Linked DNA regions of Mus musculus: region 1 is linked to region 2. A link is a contact called in ENCODE Hi-C or POLR2A ChIA-PET data. All regions are on one chromosome and are shown on one strand. The core of a region is the stretch at or near the end of the contact, and the rest is flanking DNA. Distances in the headings are between cores, read along the strand shown. Region 1 overlaps Gm12976 (a long non-coding RNA gene). Region 2 overlaps C77080 (expressed sequence C77080).

Region 1 (4,910 bases), core at 1,134-3,633, 34 kb after region 2:
AGGCCTTGAGAACAAAGGCAGGCAGCTCAGGAACCCAAGGCCAGCTGAATCAGAACCACCCTGTCGGGAAAGAGGAGAGACCACCTTATAATATCAGCTGGCCATACTGTGAGTCAGCAGGGGCAGCAATGGCATTTTAATGTCCTAAAGATCCCACACTCTATGAGTTATAGGTGGTAGTTACGGTTTTAAATGAGTGTCAGTATTTAATTTATCTCCGCAACAGTTTGTGTTAGCCAGTAATTAGGAAATGCTGAGTCTCCGAGACAAGCAGGAACAGTAGAAATGTCAGCTTTATTCTGGGTTCTGCCCAGAATCTTGTCATCTGACCAGCCAAGTTTAAAGCTGGGTGTGGTAACATAGGACTTGAATCTCTGTGAGTTCGGGGCCAGCCTGGTCTACAGAGCTAGTTCCAGGACAACCAGAACTACACAAAGAAACACTTTCTCAAAAAGAGAAAAGAGAGAGAGAGAGAGAGAGAGAGAGAGAGAGAGACCTGTTCTGAGGCTAAAAAGGCATGAGCCACCACACTCTGCAACTTGCTTTTTCAGAAGACCTTAATTTGATTCCCAGCATCCACATGGTGACTCATAACCATCTGTAACTCCAGTTCCAAGGAGCCAAACACTCTCTTCTGACCCTGACAGGGACCACAAAGCACACATTCCTTCACATACATAAAATATCTTTTTTTTTTTTTTGTACTGTTAAGAATATGCACCGGGCGTGGTGGCCCACACCTTTAATCCCAGCACTTGGGAGGCAGAGGCAGGCAGATTTTAGAGTTCGAGGTCAGCTTGGTCTACAGAGTGAGTTCCAGGACAGCCAGGGCTATACAGAGAAACCCTGTCTCGGAAAAAAAAAAAAAAAGAATATGCATCGTCCTCACAGGGACCAGAGCCAAACTGGATGCTTCACAACTGCCTGGAACTCTAGCTTCAGAAGGCTCCGATGCCCCTTCTGACCTCTGAGGTCACTGGCCTTAGTGCTCACATGCCACACACACACACAATTAAAGATAAAACATTTTATAAAATTTATCTTGAGCCTGTGACATGGGTGTTCTGCTGCTTGCACGTGTGTAACGCACCACATTCGTGCTCAGGAAAGTTGAAAGAAATGTTGGATGTTGTAGCTGTTCAGGGCATAGGCATAGGCAAGGGGATATCCTGGAGCTACAGTTACAGATGGCTGCAATTTACCGTGTGAATGCTAGGAACTGAACCTGGGTCTTCTGCAAGAGCAACAAGTGCTCTTAACTACTAAGCCATTTGTCCAGCCCCTAAAATTAAAAGATGTTTGTAAAGGAAGGAAGGAAGGGGATGGAGAGATGGCTCAGCAGTTGGGAGCACTGGCCGCTCTTCCATAGGTCCTAAGTTTGGTTCCCAGTGGCTGCATGGTGACTCACAACCATCTGTAATGGGTATCCTATGCCGTCTTCTGCTGTGTTAGGGGACAGTGACAGTGTACCCACATATATGAAATAAATATGGCCGGAGCAGGGCCAGAGCAAGTGGGGCCTGAAATAATAAAAAAAGTTTTTTAAAAAGGAAGTAAAACAGAAAGAAAAGGAAAAAAGAAAGGCGGGCTGGAGAGCGAGGTATTTTTTCTTTTCTTTTTTTTTTAAGATTTATTCGTTCATTTAATGTATATGAGTACACTGTAGCTGTCTTCAGACACACCAGAAGAAGACATTGGATCCCATTCTATAGATGGTTGTGAGCTATCATGTGGTTGCTGGGAATTGAACTCAGGACCTTTGGAAGAACAGTCGGTGCTCTTACCCACTGAGCCATCTCGCCAGCCCCCTTGATTTTATTTTATTTCTTCATATTTAGTGTTGAGGTGGAGGAGCACAGAGTGGAATGATAGATGACAACTTCGGGGAGTCAGTTGGTTCCCTCCTTCCTCTGTGGCTTCTTGTTTTGGAGCTCTGGCTCTCGGGCTTCAGAGCAAGCACCTTTACCTGCCAAGTCAATTTGGTGTCCTCCAAACAAACTGAGTGTGCACGTGTGTGTGTGTGTGTGTGTGTGTGTGTGTGTGTGTGTGTGTGGTCTCAAATGGTTGAATGAAACCAAGTGTCACAAAAGGAGCTTGTTGCCAACCTTGTTTTCAACACACACACACTCACACACTTACACACACACACACACACACACATCCAAATTGCTAATTGCTCGTGTCCTTAGCGTGGAGCTTGCCTTGTCTGGACATTTTTCCCTGCTGGAAGTGTCTGGATATGTCGGTGTGAGGGTGCAGCTCATGTACAGAAGCCTTCTCAACTCATCCTCCACTCACCCCCATCCCAGAGCTGGGCCCAACTAGGGCCCCATGAAACCACCAAACTGCCCAAGTTGGAAGGCAGAGGCGTGTTGCCATGGAGATAGGCTTTGTTTCCCCCAACTGTCTGACACTATCTGAGAAGCACACGAAGCTCAGGCAGATGGATGATGACCCGGCCTGGGAGAGCAGGGATTTCCTGAACTGCGGAGCAGACCGGCTTGGCTCTGCTCTCTGCTCTCCATGGACAGGGGTCAGCACTTTCGGACACAGGGCTGTGAGCAGCTGTCAGCTGGAAATGCTTCCTGTAGGGAGTGTGGGAGGAGCCCCTCTCTAGGTGTTTGCTGACACCACTCCACTGCTGGCCCTGTGCCCAAGGGCAAGGCTAGGAGGGCAACACCTCCACATGGCTTTCTCTAAGCTGGGCTATTGGGAGCAAAGATTCCTGCCCATCACCACAGGGAGAGAGATCAAGGAGGATACTCAGAGACCTCCTCAGCCTTCCATCTACAGTGAGACTTAGACAAACACAGTGGGAGATAAACACTGTGGGACACACCCACATACAAAGTGATTCAGACTGGCACATCCAGACACATGATATGCTAAGACAGACATCTAAACATGTGTAAACACAACAGAAACATTCTGAAACACTCGGATGCACACACACACACACACACACACACACACACACACACACACATTGCCAGCACACCCACTCCATCTACTGACACAGGCACTCCCAGATGACATAATCGCACACATCACATCCCCAGATGTATAGATATTCATTGATAAATCTTGAATACATACATTCACATGTTCAGTAGCCCATAAACATCACACAGAGACATTCATGGGCTGATTATACAAACACAGACACAAAGATGCAAACAGTTAACAAGTGAAAACTCAGGTCCAGGAAGGGAAGGAAAGGGCTAATCCTTAGTGAGCGAGCGCCAGTTTTTCAGCAGACAGCATGAAAGGATGTTTATCTGTCAGATCTTTTTAAAACTCTTCCAGCAAGCTGTGTGGTTGGTAGTCTCATCCCTATTTTATACAACTATGATTGTGTAAAACATCCAGACTTGGGCTACAGAGTAGAGAGCTTGCCTAGTGTAACGAAGAACAGAAAAAGGGAGGTGAAAGGAAGAGAGTGAGGGAGAAAAGGAAGGAAGGCAGAAGAAATGCCGAAGGGCTAAGAAGCTGACTTGAGGTAAAGCACTTGCTGCACAAGAGTGAAGACGTGAGTTCAAATCCCCAGCTCCCGTGTAAGAAAGCCAGGGAGCTGAAGAGATGGCTCAGCAGTTCAAAAATCTGACTGTTCTTCCAGAGGACCTGGGTTCAATTCCTAGCACACACATGGTAGGTTAAATTGTAACTCCGGTTCCAGGGGATCTGACACCCTCACACAGATGCACATGCAGGCAAAATACCAATGCACATAAAATAAAAATAAATCATTAAAAAGTTTTTGGTTGGAATGGAGAGATGGCTCAGAGGTTAAGAGCACTGACTAAAGCCGGGCATGGTGGCACCCGCCTTTAATCTAAGCACTCGGGAGGCAGATTTCTGAGTTCAAGGCCAGCCTGGTCTACAAAGTGAGTTCCAGGACAGCTAGGGTTATACAAAAAAACCCTGTCTGGAAAAACAAAATAAATAAATAAACAAACAAACAAGAGCATTGACTGTTCTTCCAAAGGTCCTGAGTTCAAATCTCAGCAACTACATGGTGGCCCACAACCATCCGTAATGAGATCAGATTCCCTTTTCTGGTGTGTCTGAAGCTACAGTGTACTTACATAAAATAAATAAACATATTTTTAATTTAATTTTATTTATTATTATTATTATTATTATTATTATTTTGGTTTTTTTGAGACAGGGTTTCTCTGAATAGCCCTGGCTGTCCTGGAACTTACTCTATAGGCCAGACTGGCCTCGAACTCAGAAATTTGCCTGCCTCTGCCTCCCAAGTGCTAGGATTAAAAGCATGTGCCACCACTGCCTGGCAATAAATCTTTAAAAAAATAAAAATAAACAAACAAAAACAAAAAGTTTTTGATTTTGTTTTAAAGTCAAGGCCCAGAGGTGTTCCTGTAATCCTAGTGTTAGGGATAAGAGGTAGGTGGTGGGACTCTCTAGCCAGCCAATTCATCTACTCTGTGACCAGTTTGTCCTGTAGGTTCAGTGATAGATCATATATGTGTCCAAAAACACAGTGGAGAGGAGAGCAATTGAAGAAGACACCAACATTGGCCTCTGGCCTCAACATGCATAGGCACATGTACCATACCTGAACACACGTGCCTACAACACACACACACACACTGCAGAATTAAAGATGGCTAACTTTAGAAATGCTTCTTTGATACAGTTGCCCACTGCAGCCTGTCCACTATTAGTGTTACCAGGCAGTTTCTATTCACAGCCTTCCCCTGTACACCCTCCTTACCACGTAAAGATACATGCAAATCTGAACGTATTGCACAAAACTTGACTCAGAGAGGATGAGAAACTTGACCAAGGTTAGTTAGTGAGTAGTAGAATCAGGGTTTGGATTTATCTGGATCTGGTTCACTTCAAAATGCTGTTTCTGCTGCCTCAGCCAGCAGCCAGCCACAGAG
Region 2 (5,661 bases), core at 637-3,136:
GCTCTGAGGCTGTGCCCATCCACCCAAGCACAATCAAGTGTCACAGGACAGGTACCCAACATGCCAACATCCCAGATGGCTCCCTAGTCTGGTTTTTGGTTTCTTAGTGTAGTGCCCACAGGCCTCCTCTGGCTTCTCTCTCCTCACCATGAGTCCCCTAGAAGGAGCACCTGACAGAACTGGAAGGCAGGAGAGTGGTTGGTGGTGAGTTGAGGCACAGGAAGGCTAGCCTCGACTGCACCTTTTGTGCTTTGGAATTCCACAGCCCCACTCCTGCCAGCAGCCTGGGGAGCCTGTGGGCATGAGAGACTTGCCCATCTCCGAGAACTAAGGAAAGGAGTGGACTGGACTGGCAGAGTGGACAGACTGGTCCCAGCTGGGGGCTGGCTACCAAGCACTGGCGCTACCACCGTGTAAACAGGCTCTTGGAATGTGGGTTCGTGAGCCCTGGAGGATGGACATGCAGCCACTTTGCAAAGTGCTTTGATTCTAGATTGCAATAAACATGATTCCAGACATGAAACAAAATAAACGCGTATTCTGCTCCCCTCCCACCGCTGTGGCCTTGGGGGCCGGGGTGGGGCACAGCCACCCCCTCCCTCCAGCTACCTTCTTCAAGTGGAGGCTAAGGCCGAGGCTGAAGGGCTGCTGGAGGTGAATCCTTTCAGGCAAAGGCATGAGGGGAGGGGTCACTTGGAGGATGGGCAACACCAGGCTTGCATAAACATGGAGGCTGTGGAGATTAAGGCCGCAGGCATCCTGTCTTAGGTTGTGTCTGCCAAATCCTCTGTTCCTTGGAGCTGCTCGGGTCCCTGAGAGACTGTATCCCTGGGATGGGTCAGCAGGGCCAGTTGAGTGATGACGGTCAGACCAGTTTCTTCTGTGGATCTGTGAGAAAAGGACATTGGTTCAGCAGGCCTTCCAGCTGGGGTCTGACAAAACCCCCAAAACGCTCCTCACCCAACCTTCCTATATCCCGTCCCTTCACTGACACTAGGCTAGACACTTATAGACAGCCGGTATCGTGGGTGTCTCCGCCCCATTTTAAACCTAAGTGAGATAGGAGATAATGTGACAAAACTGAAATTTATTCCGGGCGGCTGCCAGAGCACATGACCCGACTATCCCTCCAGGCTCAGACTGCTATCAGTTTTTGTAGATCCAAGAGCATGCCCACCTATGGTGGGCCCTCTGAGAACGGATTTTGCACCAGTGCCTACAGTACCTGAACCAGGGGAGCCCATCTTCTCTGTAGCAGCCAGCTGCACACCTCCATTCTCCGCCAGCTCCCCGTTAGTCCTGTCCTCAGCGTGAGGGAGCCCATTGGTGGATGGAGCAGTAAGAGACTCCGTCCTGGGAAGACTGGGGGACGGAGGAGGGACTCCCACTGAGGGTTTGCGGGCCACTGGTGGGGGAGCCTTGGAAGGCTTCTTCTGGGCCTGGGGAGGTGGCCGATGCTCTGAAATGCTCCGAAGTTCAGCCACCAGATTCCGCTGGAGGTCAGCCTGGGCCTCGGGGGACACGGGCCTCTCCAGCTGCAGTTTTTTGGTGCCCTTGGAGAAGATGAAGCTGGCCTTGGAGGCAGGAGACTGTGGCGACCGTGGCTCTGCCTCGGGTATTCCAGTGGGCAGAGCACTCGCAGGACTCTCACTGGCAGCCAGGCTAGAGGCCTTGAGTCGGACGGCAGCATGGAGCCCAGAGGAGGGAGCAGTCACTGGGCTGGCGCGCCCAGACAGGGCTCTTCGCAGAGGCTTCTGAGGGGCCGATGAACCCGGAGAAGGGTTCGGAATCCCTGTGGAAGCACCCACAGAGCGAAGCCGGACCATCTGCAGGAGCGAGGGTGTGACCAGAGGCGTGCCCGAATCCTCCCTGGGAGCCCCGCTGTGCTTGCCCACTGAGTCCTTCTGTGGGAGCCTGGCCAGAGGTTCTGATCCAGAACTAGGAGGTGGAGCTGGCGGAGGAGTCTGGGACAAGCTAGCAGCTGGGGGGACGGCAGCCTCAGAGCTGCAGGACTCCAGAGGGCCAAGCTCAGGGCCTGCATTGAAGAAGACCTCCTCAGGAGGGGGGAAGTCAGCCATCGACAGGTCCTGTTCCTCAGGTGCAGGTGGTGGTGGCGGCGGCCAGCTGGGATCTGGAAGGATCTCCACAGCAGCTTCCGGAGGAGGTGGGGCCTCCTCCAGCACCTCCGGCTTCTTAGTAGGTGGTGGGGGTGGATGGTAAGATGGGGGTGGGGATGGTGGGGGTGACTCATCTTTGGAGGCAACAGGAGACTCCTGGGCTGGAGTCAAGGTTGTCTGGGGCATGGAAGGGGATGCAGGACTGGTGTCGATGGTGGACACCTGCCCAGGAGCCACAGCAGGGGCAGCCAGAACAGGAGCAGCTTGGTTCGAGCTCTTGGACTTGGAAGGTGGTGGAGAGAAAGGAGCAGGCACCTTGGGATGAGGAGGTATGACGAACCTGTCACTCAAGGGGGTAGACATTTGTGGGCCAGAGCGGTCTAAAGGAGTAGGGTCTGAAGAAGAGGAACACAGAGATGTAAGGGAAGAGGATACAGAGGCCCCAGGAGATCGAAGGGATGTCACTCGATCTGGTTTGGGGGGCTGAGCCTTGCCTGGGGAAGCAGGGGCAACTGCCAGACCCTTGGGAGGGAGAGTTGGGGTACCGCTCTGGCTCGAGTAGCCACTTGAAGGTGAAAGTGTCCGTTCTGGGGAACGTGGGGGACGCCTGGAGCCACCTGGGGACAAGCCAGAGCCCCAGGTGCCTGCTGAGCTGGGTGGACAAGATACTGCCCCCACCCCTGAAGAGCCACCCGCAGTGGGCGGCCGAGGCAGCTGTGGCTGCTGCTTTCGCTCAGGTTTGGGCGGCAACCCTAAGGGCCCATCAGGCACTGCGGAGCCGCGCTGATGGAGGGAGTAGGTCCGGCGGGGAGGCGGGGGAGGCCGTTTCATCTTACGCAGGGACACACTCCTGCCAGACAGCTGCCCACTGCTTCGGATGCTGGCCGTGTCTGAGGTCTCCGCAGTGCTACCCCCGCTGGGGGAGCCCCGCCCACTACCGCCTGGAGGAGGGGGCGCCACATTATTGCTAGCTACAGAGCCTTCTGGCTGGCCCTCAGAGCCCCCCTTAGAGGAAAGAGTGGAACCATCAGACACAATGGTCTCGGAGGACTGAGAGTGGCTCCAGTTGTCACTGGACGAGGAAGCGTTGCGGCTGCGGGGCCGTGGACTGGAAGCCGAGGAGAAGCGGCCCAGGGAGCGAACCGAAGCTGGGCTGGCAGAGAGCAGGCTGCAACGGCTCAGAGTGCGCAGGCTGCTGCGGCCCAGGGCCACCACATCCACGGTGGGCGGCAGCACGGCGTGCGGGATCAGCTTCGACAAGTAGGTGGCCTGGGGTGAGATTGACATGGCTGGGCTCAGTGGCTCTGGAGATCCTGCTCCTCCTGTCAGTCCAGGCACTGCGAGAGACATTGGCCTCGTCAGTGGCGGTGGCCGGGCTCCCGTGGATCGGCCAACAAGCGTGTCATCGTGGTAAACACGGTCGATGTGGCGCTGGATGACAGCCTCTGCATCTGTGCCGGCCTCTGTTTCTGCTTCCAGAGCCTGCAGGGACACTCGGACCCCTGTCCCTAAGGCCAGACCGGGGCGACCATCCACCGTGGGGATGCGGACAGCGTCCCGTGAACCAGGAGGCTGTGGAGTGCCCGGTGCCTCACGGTTGTTCCGCAGGCCTGAAACAGACATGGGGTCAGCGGAGGGGCTTGGCCAGGCTCCCGGGCATCCACCACCACTGCTCACCGACCAAGGCTCACCGAGCTCCTTCTGCACGTGCTGAGGCAGCCCCAGCACCGTGCTCCTTCGCTCCCTCCGTCGCCTTCCTGACTTCCCAGATTTGGGAAATGAGTCATGGGGTCTGAAGGTGGAGCCTAAGGAGTCAGTCCAGAGGGGGAAAACCCGTTAGAGCAGAAGGCCTCTGAGCACTCTAGAGACATGGCTCAGTACTAATAAAGTACTCGTGCGTGCTTTCTTTAAGACTCCTGAAAAATCCCCTCACTGATTCAACAATGACCTTTCCATTAAGCAAGCGATTCTTACTACTTAGTGAGCAAATTGTATCACCATGTTAAACGGTTGATACTCATTCCAATGATGTAAATATTTGTAATCTCCTGACTTTCTTGGAGCAAGGGGTTAGACATGCCTTCCCTAGGCCCTCTGAGGCTGTCCCTAGCCAATCCTTTGGCTTTTGTTTTGAAATAGGGATATCATACAATCCAGGTCAGCCTCTAACCCACTATGGAGCTGAGGAAGACTTTGAATTTCTGATCTTCCTACCTCTATTTCCCAAGCGCTAGGATTCCAGGTGTGTACCACCGCACTGTTGCATACAGTGCAAGGGACTGGACACAGGCTTTCCTGCTTGCGAAAGCAAGCATGATACCAGCTAAGCTATACTGAAAGTCAATCACTTTAGCTTCTATAGAACATCAGTAGACACTTGAAGAAGTAAAGGGTTTAGACTCCTGGTCACGCTGCAGCTAAGTTACCACAAGTCAGGGTTCCCAAACCCTTCACGATCTTGCTTTGGGTCAGTGTCCACCATGAACCTCCAAGAAGATAAAGGGTACTGTCTGGTAAATTCACTGAATCACATAGCCTGGGATTAGGAGGAAAAGGGGAAGCCACAGATACCAGGACATAAAGCGATGTGATGGTGCCTGTCACCTCTCCCTGCTACCTAGAAAGCCCAGCAGATGACAACACACCTCTGCGCTGAATCATCTCCGAGCGGACGGAGAGCGCATCCTCCGCGGTGGAGCTCTCCGTCATGTATGACTTCTGGCTGTAGATGGAGATGGTATCTTCATCCGGCCCCGTCTGGGAGGACTGTTGGGGGGATAAGAGCAGCTTGGATGAGCTACTCTGGGCTCCCGCTGGATTCCCCCAGCATCAGCCAGCACTGTGCAGGTACCAGATGGAGCAAGCCTGGACTAGCTGTCAGAAGTCATTTCATCTACCTCTTCAACATACAGAAGAAACTAGTCCAGAAAGGCCCAAAGCCATGCATGCCAGAGGCTAAGTCAGAAGGGAAGAGCAGGGCGGAGCTGGGACAGGGCTCACCTGGATGCTCTGGGTGTCTCCATGGTCCCAGCCGCCCTTGCTCAGCTTCTGTCTTTCTGGAAGACACCAGAAGGGTCTGTTGGCCAAGCCCCTGACCCAGGAGCTGGGAACAGCACTCTAACAGGGCAGGACTTACCTTGGTGCTGGAGGGAGCGGAGCCCCTCCTGGGCCTGTGTGTGCAGCTCTTCCAGATGAGGAGGTCTCCCACTGGGGAAGAAAACGTTGTCCTGAAGTTCATCTCCTACAGATCCTGGCCCCTGGCTGGGCCCTGCGCCCTGACGGTTGTCACTCTCGGCCTTAGCAGAGCCTGATGGGACGGAGAAGGAAGTGAGGCCCGAAGGCATGTGGGCGCTGGAGACTCACAAGCACAGCCACACAGGCATACAGAGCACATCCCTTTGATGTCTACCTCTGCCATACCGCCTAGACACATTCTTATCCCATGTACACACACGAACTACACCGGAGGGCACATATATCTGAGTCATCACATCACATAATAGGACCACACAAGGTCAACACACAGGCCCTTTACATCCATGAG

Evidence for each region. A loop is a pair of places that touch in the nucleus more often than their neighbours do. ChIA-PET counts read pairs that join two places held with the same protein, here RNA polymerase II (POLR2A).
Region 1: a loop to region 2 is called in a map of CH12.LX, with 2.1 times the contacts of the local background. The contact joins two enhancer-like sites. A Hi-C loop is called at or near these places in 7 of 37 maps with a recorded cell type or tissue (CH12.LX, gastrocnemius, heart and 2 more). POLR2A ChIA-PET finds 5 or more read pairs at or near these places in 4 of 5 experiments (Patski and embryonic stem cell).

The regions. Positions count from the first base shown.
Region 1 is chr4:129,254,193-129,259,102 of GRCm38, forward strand. All of the region lies in intron 1 of Gm12976 (a long non-coding RNA gene), which reads left to right. It also overlaps a transcript of C77080 not described here. Among named protein-coding and RNA genes, the nearest start is that of C77080, 8.2 kb to the left of the region's middle. Within about 2 kb of position 2,384, at least 1 of the 3 ENCODE cell types and tissues checked has a DNase peak (open chromatin) inside an H3K27ac peak, as active enhancers do; it is heart, where a contact is called at or near this core.
Region 2 is chr4:129,220,590-129,226,250 of GRCm38, forward strand. C77080 (expressed sequence C77080) reads right to left here. Exons shown (of 7, transcript NM_001033189.3): 2 at 5,254-5,424; 3 at 5,118-5,173; 4 at 4,763-4,883; 5 at 3,809-3,922; 6 at 1,226-3,727; 7 at 1-888. The coding sequence ends at 866. Among named protein-coding and RNA genes, the nearest start is that of Gm12976, 16 kb to the right of the region's middle. Within about 2 kb of position 1,887, at least 1 of the 3 ENCODE cell types and tissues checked has a DNase peak (open chromatin) inside an H3K27ac peak, as active enhancers do; it is heart, where a contact is called at or near this core.